Regions from separate parts of the Mus musculus genome. Here region 1 is linked to region 2. A link is a loop called in an ENCODE intact Hi-C map of the cell type or tissue named here. Cell type or tissue: heart. All regions are shown on one strand. Links, peaks and the distances in the headings refer to the core of each region. The heading gives the core; the rest is flanking DNA.

The links. A loop is a pair of places that touch in the nucleus more often than their neighbours do. Peaks named below come from ENCODE experiments on the same cell type or tissue, not always from the same donor. Only the 100,000 strongest peaks of a DNase experiment are listed, where the experiment ranks them.
Region 1: a loop joins it to region 2, with 4 times the contacts of the local background. A loop is called at or near these places in 10 of 42 quality-filtered maps.

The regions. Positions count from the first base shown.
Region 1 is chr6:29,022,174-29,027,480 of GRCm38, reverse strand. It overlaps Mir129-1 (microRNA 129-1), which reads right to left and starts at 4,862; the gene lies at 4,790-4,862. In heart, for the core only: CTCF peaks have their summits at 3,114 and 4,017 (motif pointing right); a DNase peak (open chromatin) is centred at 3,130; H3K4me3 peaks cover 314 bases; H3K27ac peaks cover 239 bases; H3K27me3 peaks cover 4,310 bases.
Region 2 is chr6:29,140,879-29,146,253 of GRCm38, reverse strand. Rbm28 (RNA binding motif protein 28) reads left to right here. Exons shown (of 19, transcript NM_133925.2): 10 at 2,591-2,700. Among named protein-coding and RNA genes, the nearest start is that of Rbm28, 21 kb to the left of the region's middle. In heart, for the core only: a CTCF peak has its summit at 2,430 (motif pointing right); no DNase peak of the experiment used is centred there; H3K4me3 peaks cover 341 bases; H3K27ac peaks cover 1,108 bases.

The DNA of each region.
Region 1 (5,307 bases), core at 308-5,307, 120 kb after region 2:
TGATAGGATTAGAAGGATTGGAGGATGTATGTCGTGTGTGTGTGTGTGTGTGTGTGTGTGTGTGTGTACGTGTGTATGTGCATGTGTGTGTACGTGGGGGTTGAGTCTTCAAAAGTTCATTCCAGGTCCATTCTCTCTCTCTTTTTCTATGGATCAGAATGTAGCTTTCAGCTACTTCTCCAGCACCATGCCTGCATGTATTCCACCATGTTCCCAGAGGGTAATAAACAAAACCTCTGAAAGCTCCCAATTAAATGCTTTCTTCTGGGAGAGTTGCCTGGGCCACGGATGGTCTTCCCAGCAATAGAACGGTGACTAAGGCAGGTGCTGCCAGCTTCAAACTCAGGATCCTCTTGCTTGAGCCTACACTGGAATAACCCACATGCATTGCCCCTCCAAATGAGACTCGCCTTTATAAGGAAGCCATTCTTGAGCTGACCTAGTAGAGCATGAATGGATTAAGCCATTCACACGGGTGGAGGCCCCTGACTGACAAACCCTGATGTGACAGCAATCAAATTCCAACACGAGTTTCTGAAGGAACAGGCTGTATCCAGGCTGGGGCAAACTGAAATGTCCATCGGAAAGTGGGGGCATGAACTGTGGTTTTCCTGTGCTGTCCAGTTATTCAGAAGTAAATCAGTGTGCTTGGAAACACAATACTAGATTTTAAAATACACAGCGAGTTCTCAGACGATAGGGTCACTCTGACACCGCATATGCAAAATAAAAAGCTCTCGCTCGAAGTACTGCTAGTTGTCATTTATGAGTAATATGGGGCGAGCACATGTGTGAGAAAATTATCCAAGGAGTGCAGACCAGCGGCTGTGTATTTGGAGAGAAAGCGACACGAAGGGACTTCAGGCGTTGGGTTTTGCTGTTGTTGTTTTTGTTGTTGTTGTTGTTTCTGTTTGTTTTTAGAATCTGATGTAAATGCAGCATAATGCTAGCATCTGCCATTTGTTGGGGTAGGTACATGGCTCTTGTCTTGTCCCTACTTGTATCTTGCTGTAAGGTTGGAATACTTCAGAACTAAAAGGAAAAAAAGAAAAAGAGAGTGCTACAAAGTCCCGGCAACACTTGCATTTACATGAGAAGGGCGGAGATATGGGAGAGCCTTCTCAGGATTTCTTTCCCCGGGTTTCCAACAAGCAGTCACAGGATGCTTTTCTCCGCTGCGGAAATGGATGCCCAAAGGGCTTCCCCCACCCTCAGTCAATTATCCTTGCCCTTCTGAAACTGACCCTCATTCAGATGTGGGGGTCAAATTGAGAACACAGGAACCTGGCTGCATCCACCACCTCCTCAGCACTGGAAGTTTGATTTCCAGGACCCCCTCCTCCGTTGCTTCTCTCCCCAGAGGGGAGCCCTACCTAGTTCTTTATCTTTCTTCTTTCTCTGTCTTTCCCAGTGTTTCTTTGTAAAAACTATAGCCATTCAGCAACTCCCATTTCCAAGTGTCAACCCCTGGACTCTTTTGTCATGATTCCACCAAAGCTGAGCCCTGGGCCAGTGGTTCTTACACACAATTGCGCAGGGAGTCATCTTATGACGTTTCTGGGTTCCACCTTCAATTCTGGACAGAGGCATTGGGTGCTGAAAACCGTTGAACTACAGGCTCTCTGAAGACACGACAAACAAAAACAGAAAAAACAAAAAACCCTCCAGTGTGACGCTGAGCGATAGGTATCAAAGAGGCCCCTACTTTGAGAGTCTCTGCCCCAAAAGACTGAGCCCTGGGTTGTATCAATGATCCTGCAGCCTTGATATTAAAAGAGCTTAAAAGGGGACTTCTTAGTCTTTCAGCAAAGGATCCATGTCCTGGAACACTGGTCCACAAGCTCTGTTCCTGTCCTGAATGCCCTGACCACACCTCTAAAGGGCACAGCCTTCAGGATGGGTGTGTCCTGGACCCCAGGACCTCTTCAAGGGCAGGGTCAGATCTGAGATAATTCCTGGCTGGACAAGGTACAGACTCTGGGGGAAAAAAGAGGAAAGGAACGAAGAAGAGAGTGGAGAGGACAGAAAAGAGTCCAGAACAGAGATGCTGTGTGACTGGGGTCAGCAGCTGCCCCAGGACTTAGGGTATAAATGTGAAAGCACCAATAGGCCCTGTCCAGTCCCCTGTGTGTGACTGCCAGCTTCATTCAGGAAGTTCTTTGGTGTTCTCTGTCACGCCCCCAGGTCCCGTTGGGAGCAGGTGACCTTGGGGAACAACAGAGAAGCTTTGCAGGCAGAAGATGTTCACAGGTGGGGTGGCTGAACAAAGTAGCTGATATCATGTTGGTTTACAGAGTCGCCAGTTGTCGGGCTCATGGGAAGTGATAACTCCAGCCACCTTTGATGTCTCTGCACCAGCCGGACTCCGGGAAACCCTTAGGCTTCCTCGCTGCTGCTAAGCTCTCAATCCTTTCTCTGGACGTATGGGCCATGCCAATAAAGGGGCTTTGCATCAACCTCCTTCCTGCCTGGTTACCAACACCGCACACACACACACACACACACACACACACACACACACAACACAAGAAAGCTATACACAGGTGGTCACGTGGATCCCACCCCAAAGCTGACATTCACTGGGCCCAGAGTCGGGACCCACGGCCCTCTGTGGAAGTTGTTATTATCCCTGTTCTGAGGATGAACAAAGTGAAGAACAGAGAGGGTTAAGAACTTTCCAGAAAGCACACAGCTAGTCCTAGAAGACGGATCTGACTGTCTTGGAAGTCCGGGTTCTTCCTATGAACGTTAGGAGCTGAAGTCTTTTCCAAAAGATACCCTCTAATGGGAGCAGTTCCCCGAGGGAGCCAAACTGAGACTTCAGGTACTCGACTGAGGAGCAAGGGGCAGTCAAATGTCCAGGCTGTGTTCCTAGAAAACCCATTTTGAGAGGTGACTTATTCCGGGTGATGAGCAAACTGTAAACAACCTCAGTGAAGGGCGCCCCATATAAGCATCCTTTCCCACCTACCTCTACCTCGCCCCAGGCTCTGCGGCTCTTGGGGAGGGACTGCTTGGCACAGAAATCCCTAACCGGCAAGGAAAGACTGCTGTCCTCCAGAGTCAGACAGCAATACCCTCACTCAATAGAGGATGTAGGGTGAAGTTCCCCAAGATGACCGCACGATGCCGCCCTTGAGCTACGCATCCCGTTCCAACCCGCATGCTGGGGACCGTGGCCTAGCAAACCTGCTTTGTTGGGGCCAGAATTGAGAAGTCAGAGAGCATCGGGACCCTGAGCTCCTGTGGTCATGAGTCAGCCTTGTAATGTGGCCTGTCCATGTCGTGCCTTCTCCGCCGATGTCTTCCTGTCTCCAGGTGGTGGCGTTCACCCCCCACACCTGCAGTTCTCCCTTCTGACCTGTGAACTCAGCTCTCCTTCCTGAACTGCCACAGCACACTCCAGCAGCCCCACGTAGGCTCCCTTGCCACCCTTGAACTCGGCGAGACTCACACACCAGCGTACATATCCCCTTAGAATTGCCTCCTGTGGTTCTGCACAGGGAGGTAACCTTCTGGGGGCTTTTGTTTCTCAAGATCTGTGACTTTGTTAGCAATGAGATTGACACCCCATTCTTTGTCCAGGGTTGCCCACCCATCCCGCACCTGGGCGTAAAAAGAGCAGAGAGATCCAGATAAGGAACGGCATAGAACCAGGAAGCACAGAAGTAGGGTGGGGGCACAGGTGAATGAGATGGATGCCCATGTGGCCATACCTGACGTGCCTCACCACAGCTGCAGAGTTGTACCCAACTCCCTTACACTGGCAGGAGCCACCACCGGCAATTGTCATCACCTGTCCTTACCACCTTTGGAAACTGAGGACGCGGGGTCTTTAAATGTTCCTATGTCAGTCCTCTGCTCTTTATTGCAACACGGAGCTTCAGAAAGTTCCCCTGGATTTTACCTCACGCCTTGTGTATGGACTCTCCTCAACGCCTCCTCTAAGGATGACTGACCGCAGATTTCCCCCAAGTCGGCCCCCTTTCTCTAGCGTGTGCAATCCCCCCTCCTCCCTCTAGATGGCGGTGAATCAGAGGTTAGTAATGATATCCGTTCAGTTAACTTGAGCAGTCAAGGATTTTATTTGAAGGACTAGTAGTGACTCACAGGAGAAAGGGGGTCATGGTGACTGACTCAGGCTAAGGGACGGCAGGCAGACACCTCATCCTGCCGCAGAGGCTTACCATCTTCACTCGGCTGCTGGGATCAACTGTGGTGTTCCCAGTCACAGGTCCCTCTGCCCAGGATTCCAATAGCCAGGCCTGTCTTGGATCTCATGTCTACCCAATGCCAGGAAGGAGGGCTAGGCATATTGAGTGACAGCCCTGAGAGGTGTGCCCATGATAGCCAGCAACATCTACCCAAGTGGCCTTCGCTGGCTTTGACTAAAGCCACTCCTACTAAACATTGTCTATCAGGAAAGGTATGAGGTCACTGGGGCACAGAATGTCTTAGGACAGTGGTTCTCAATCTGTGGGCCACGACTCACTTGGGGGTCATATATATCCTGATATCAGATATTTACATTATAATTCATATTGGTAGAAAATTACAATTACAAAGTAGCATCAAAACAATATTATGGCTGGGATCACCACAAGATCAGGAACTGTATTAAAGGGTCACAGCATTAGGAAGATTGCCAACTTAAGGCTTAGGGCTTGATCCATGGTCACCCAGCAATACTAAGGTATGGCAAAGACGCCCTGGATCCACATGGTAGTCTTGAGTTTGGTGTGACTCACCTGGAGCCCTTGGGGGTCTCCCCTGTAGACCAAGCCTCCCGTAGATACTTTTTGGGGTAAGGGCTTCCTGACTACTGTCGAGAGAACAGCAAGCCCAGACCGCAAAAAGATCCAAAGGAGACAGCTGTGGGAAGGTTGCAGGGTGCAGCCCCTCCAGGGCTGGGGCTTGCTTGCGACTGCAGATGGGGTCAGGGAAGCAGAGCTGGGACCTGGAGAGCAGGAGGGTGGGAGAGGGAAGGGGAGAGAGGGGGAGCCTTAGGATAAATTCAGGCAGCCAGGTGACAGGAGCCCCAGTTGCACCCGCTTCTACCCACCCCGTGTCAATCGCATTCTCACCTGGCAGGCTTGTAAGGAACAGAGCGGTTGGTGCTCTGGCATGCGGGGGCAGCTGGAATCTGTCTCCTCCCCTGTCCTGTGAGGAGGATTTTACAGTTTCCTGCTATGACTGGGAGTCAGTCAACCCAGGCATCTCCTATGTCCTGGATTCCACTGCATTAACAACCCCAACTCCTCCTGGGGACTCACCAAGAGCCCCACCCCACCCCCCAAGAGGCTGTCA
Region 2 (5,375 bases), core at 84-5,083:
GGGAGCTGGGAAGAGGAAGTGGAGGCAGTTGTAACAGTAGCGTAGCAGCAGAGGGAGAGCTGGCGTCTGGACGGTAGGTGGTGGGAAATTGGCTTTAGGATTGGAGTGGGCTTGCCATCAGGCTGAACGGAGGGAGCTTTTTGAAGAGACAACGGTGAGGGGGAGGGAGGAGCTGTTAGGTTGCAGCTGGAACAAGTTCTGGGGGCCACAGTGGCAGAAGAGGGAGTGAAGGGTAGGGGTCACAGTAGCCCAGACATGGACATAAAGAAGCTCCAGGACTTCCAAGAAGGACATTGCGCAGGCCCAGAGGGACCCAAGAGAGCTGTCAGACTTAGCAGGCAGCTCATGGAGGAGATAGCGAGGAAAGGATCTCACTGTGAGCCAGACATAGGGCTCAGGAAGCTGCAGTTCCTAGGGAGACTGGAGAGAAGATACGGGGTTGTTACGGAGTGTTGGAGGGCAGACTGGGCTGTGCAGAGTGGCAGGGCTGACGTGGAAATAAGTATAGCTGGGCGGGCAGTTGATGGGTAAGGAGAAGGGGGACCTCCTGTAGTGGGGGCCTGAGGAGTGTAGCATCCTTGCTGAGGTAGGCTCAGGCAGTGTGGGCTGTAGGGAGGTGTGGGTGAGGTAGGCTGCATGAGCAGCCCAGCAGCTGGTGAGCACGAAGTGCCTGCCAGTCAGTACTCCTAAGACTGAAATGCTGCAGAGGCTTACAGTGTCATGTAGGACTGTTCAGAGAGTGTAAGAGTCACAGCACAGGGCTTGGAGCAGCAGAAGGGAAAGCAGAGATGCATTTGGGAGCTAAAGTGCACTATTAATGTGTTTTACTGGTGCAGGAAACATTTCTATCACCAGTGGAGGCCCGTGGGTCTAAGTTGAGAGACTGGGCATCTTCATGTATGTATCTTGAGATCTCTGGGACAAAGGGGTCACAGCAGACTCATGTCACCAAGAGAGAGACCCCAGTGGGCCTAAGGAAGAATCTAGAACCTGTGGACAGGGTTTTCAGAGGCGGAGGACTCCAGATCTTAGCAGTACAACCGCCCAAAGTGAAAAGAAAGCTTTGCTAACCACACAGAACTGAATGGAATGTACTTATCAAGTGTAGGAATGTAGGGAGTTTGGGGGGAAACTCCCCAGTTAGCCACTGTTGGATGGAGAGGAGGGTGTGCATGGGAGATTCTGTAGGCCAAAAGCAGATTTGGCCTCATACCTTCAACAGCAGTCTGCAACTCCAGTTCCAGGGGCGAGCTGTAATAAACCCTTTCCCCACCAGCTTGCTTTTGGTCATGGCTTTATCACAGCAATAAAAAGCAAACTAAGACACCAGCAAGCACTCTGCCAACTGAGCTACATCCCAGCTAGCCTCTAGCTTCTCTTTTAAAGTCATGTCCAGAATACAGAAAGATACGCCTTTTGTTTCCAGGGGAATATACAGAGTGGAGTTAGGTCCTACTGCATTTTCTAGGTCAGGTTAGTTTACTAAATTGTAGGCAGACTGCTGAGTGAGATGGCTTGGTACGAAAAGGCTTGACACAGCCTGACAACCTGAGTTTGATATTCAGGATTTACATGCTGGAAGGAGAGAACTAGATTCCTACAAATTGTCCTGTAATCATCACATGCATTTCATGGTGCACATGCATGTATATGCATACTAAACATTTTAAAAATACACAAAAAGCTTTAGCTTCTCAGATTAAGGATATTCAATGTATGGTTCCTGCTCTTTCCTTTTCCCTTCCCCCTTTCTCTCTCCCCTTCTCCCTTCCCGTTTGCCTAGTCATCTCACCGTGACCTAGTCATCTTAACATGTTTTTCTTTTGCGTTATTTTGAAAGATTTTGCCCTCGTTAGAAAATTTTAACTGAGATCCAGATTTCATATAAACATGGCGGGGAATATGTCTAATTCAATAAAAGAAAAACATGTTTCTTACCAGACTCCCGTGAAAACTTCTGGTTGTAATAAGAAAAACTAATTTCAGCCCCAGTGAGTGAAAGAGAACAGACTGGATGAATACTGGTTTGTTCACAGAATCGGTGTTGTCTAGATGCAAATCTTGAGTAGGCAGTGAAAGTCTGGGAAATTTAGATTCCCGCTGCTGGAGGTTGTGGGTCTTTTCTCTAGGATGCCATCTTTAAAAAAAAAAAATGAAGGCACAAGGTATTTCTGTAAAGTGTATTACTTTAAGGGTACAGCTAAGCAAAGTTTTCATTTATATAGCCACATGATTATCAGGTCATGCTATAGCATATCTGTATCATTCCAGTATCTGTGACACTTCAGTTTCGAAGTTAATGTATCTATATCTGCAGCTTTTAGTTTTTTTGGCTTTTTTTTTGTCTATTAAATTTTAAATTTTCAAGTGACAGAATCTGATATAGGAAGGTTGGGACATAGGGCCAGACTGATAGACCAAGGCTTAGCCACTAGGGGCCGCTCTTGTGTGCTACTGCTATTTTGAAGAAGGGAGAATGGATGTGAACAAGGCAGACATCATTTGTCGATGTCTAATTCATATACCTCAGATCAAAACTCAAGGTCTTGCTTTGTCACTGAAATTCGTGTGACCTGTTTTTCTTCCACAGAAATCTTTCATTTGACTCAGAAGAAGAGGCACTTGGCGAGGTCCTCCAACAGTTTGGGGATCTTAAGTATGTCCGAGTTGTCTTGCATCCAGACACAGAGCATTCTAAAGGTACTGCCCTCGGCTGACCAGGCCCGACATCAGGAAAGAGCATAAACCATGCCGTTCTGGTCGGTACACAGTCTGTTCTGTCTCTGGCTTGGCTTCCATTAAAAGCCCAAGGACATTTTGAGATTGTCCTTCGTGACGTGGAATTCAGCAATTTAATGGCTTTGCCAGCCTTAATTTTGTCTCAGCCTTTAAAGCTCTTGCTTACTTACTTTAAGAAAATGAATTCTATTTGTTGTTCTCCTTTGCATTTCAAATGTGATAGCATCTCATGGGCATTAATCATTCTACATTGCTCAGAATTAATAGGGAACTTTTTTCTTTGATGCTTTTGTTAGAGATAGAAACTGACAGAAACTTTGTTGCATGGCAGCAGTCAGAGGGAAACTATGTATAGGAGTGGTGCGGGAATATTATCCTCATAGTGCTTGTTACTCTTGAGGGATCAGCACTCATTCTAGCACAGGGCTGAGTATTAGTGTGTGAACAGATACACATAGATCGCATTAGCCTGTTTCTAAGCTCTTACCCCATGGACTGCAGCCGTTCTGTTTAAGCTTCCCATTACTCTGTGTTTGCTTTATCCTGACATAAAGAAAGCATGGCTTACTCTGCTCCCATCTCAGAGCATGAAGTCTGTTCTGATGGGAGCACAGGCAGAGCCGCTCATCTTCATGCTGGGCCAAGAAGTCGAGAAAGGGTGGCTGGTGCTAACGGTCTGCTCTCACCGCATCCTTGATTTTGCCCACGCCCCTAGACCATGAAGTACCACCCACCTTTAGGGAAGATCTTTCCCCTTGCTCCTTTTGGAAACATACTCACAAATATACCTAGAGGGTGTGGCTTCGGTCTCCGGGGTGGTTCTCTGCCCAGCCAAGTCACAGGGAGGTAAACCATCATAAGCCTTGAGGTCATCGTTCACTGACTCCCTAGCAGGGCTGTGAGCCCTTTCCTCAGAAAAACGCTGTGTCTGAGGCCTTGTGGCTTCTCAAGAGTTTATCCGTGGTTAAGAACTTCCATTCTAAACCTTACTTTTCAACTGATAGGAATTGATTAGATAAGACTTGGTCAATTTTACCTTTACTCAGTTAAAATAATGTAGGCAGTACTGAACAGCTCCCTGGAGGTAGGGACATTGGCTCACTGAGAGCTCGGCTTATTTGCCTGGTAAGTGACTAGGGTAATAAAATGTCCTCAGCTCTGATGGTCACACCTCAGGACCTTTTTCAGTTCTGGTTTGTTTTTCTGGAATGGACAACTAGAATCTCTTAGAACACCCAGAGTGCGGGCGCGGCACTATTTCACTTTTATCTCTTAGATTAACACTTCTACAATGTAGCCGACAAGTGATTTGCTGGACGTCTTTTCTGTTCCCTCAGTCTTGATAGTTAATCATTTTAAAACCATAATTTTAATTTTTTTCAATGTTCTGTCATTTGCTGGCTCTAACTTGCTGGAATTTTCTGATACTTTTTCTGTGTTCCTTGACAGTTTGTTTCTCTTAGCAAGCCTTTTTACTGCCTAGAACTACCGTGATCCATGACCTTAGGGAGATGCTGAGACTGAACCAGCCAGCACTGATTCTGAGACAGTGATTTCCTTATACTGTGGACTCTCCCTCTCCCTCTCCCTCTCCCTCTCCCTCTCCCTCTCCCTCTCCCTCTCCCTCTCCCTCCCCTTCCCACTCCCCCCTTCTATTTTCTTTTCTTTTCAGACAGGGTCTCACTGTGTAGACCAGGCTGTCCTGTAACTCACAGAAATCTGCTTGCCTCTACTTCCTGAGTGCTGCGATTAAAGGTGTTCACCACCATACCTGGCCTGATTTTCTTGCTATGGGATGACTAGGCAATCTGCCTGTTAGAAATCTTTTACCTCTTCATCCTTTATTTCTTTCATTACACTTGTCCTTCAGTACCCACTGGGTCTTGTTCAAGACCATGGCAAATACCAAAATTTGCGAGTACTCGAGTTCTTTATATAAAATGGCACAGTGTTTGCATATAACCTATGCATACCTTCCATACACTTTCATCTCTAGATCGTATATGTATTAAGGAACAAAAATAAAGCAACTTCCTCTTGGATTAGTTGGGCTTAGTGTAAGCCTGATTTGAATTGTCCACTTGTCTTGTGTCTACTGTCTGTCCCTAATAAAGGACTTTGCCTCATACTAATTGAACAGTACAGAAAGCATGGTATGGGGAAGCAATGAGGGATCTTTATAGAAATCTTTGACAGGAATACTATTTCCAGCAGACCCAGTATAGCAACAGGAGCTATAGTAACAGATGTTACCAGCCCATGTCTACCTGTTGCTTTCAGTGTTTATATTTGTTGTCTAAGATTGCTTCCACTCTGGGCTGGAGAGATGGCTCAGCAGTTAAGAGTTAAGACTGCTCTTCCAGAGGTCCTGAGTTCAATTCCTAGCAATTGCATGGTGGCTCACAACCATCTGTAATGGGATCTGATGCCATCTTCTGGTGTGTCTGAAGAGAGCAATGGTGTCTATTTCATAATATATTTACACCTCAAAACTCAAAAAGAATTCTCTCATATAAGACTACCATATCTCCCAGAGCTAGGATATTATCTTCTGCCGCATACTGAAATGAATGCAGGCAGATTAATCTAAAGCATAGATTAATATAGTAGGCTAACTCAGGAGTCACCATCTAGAG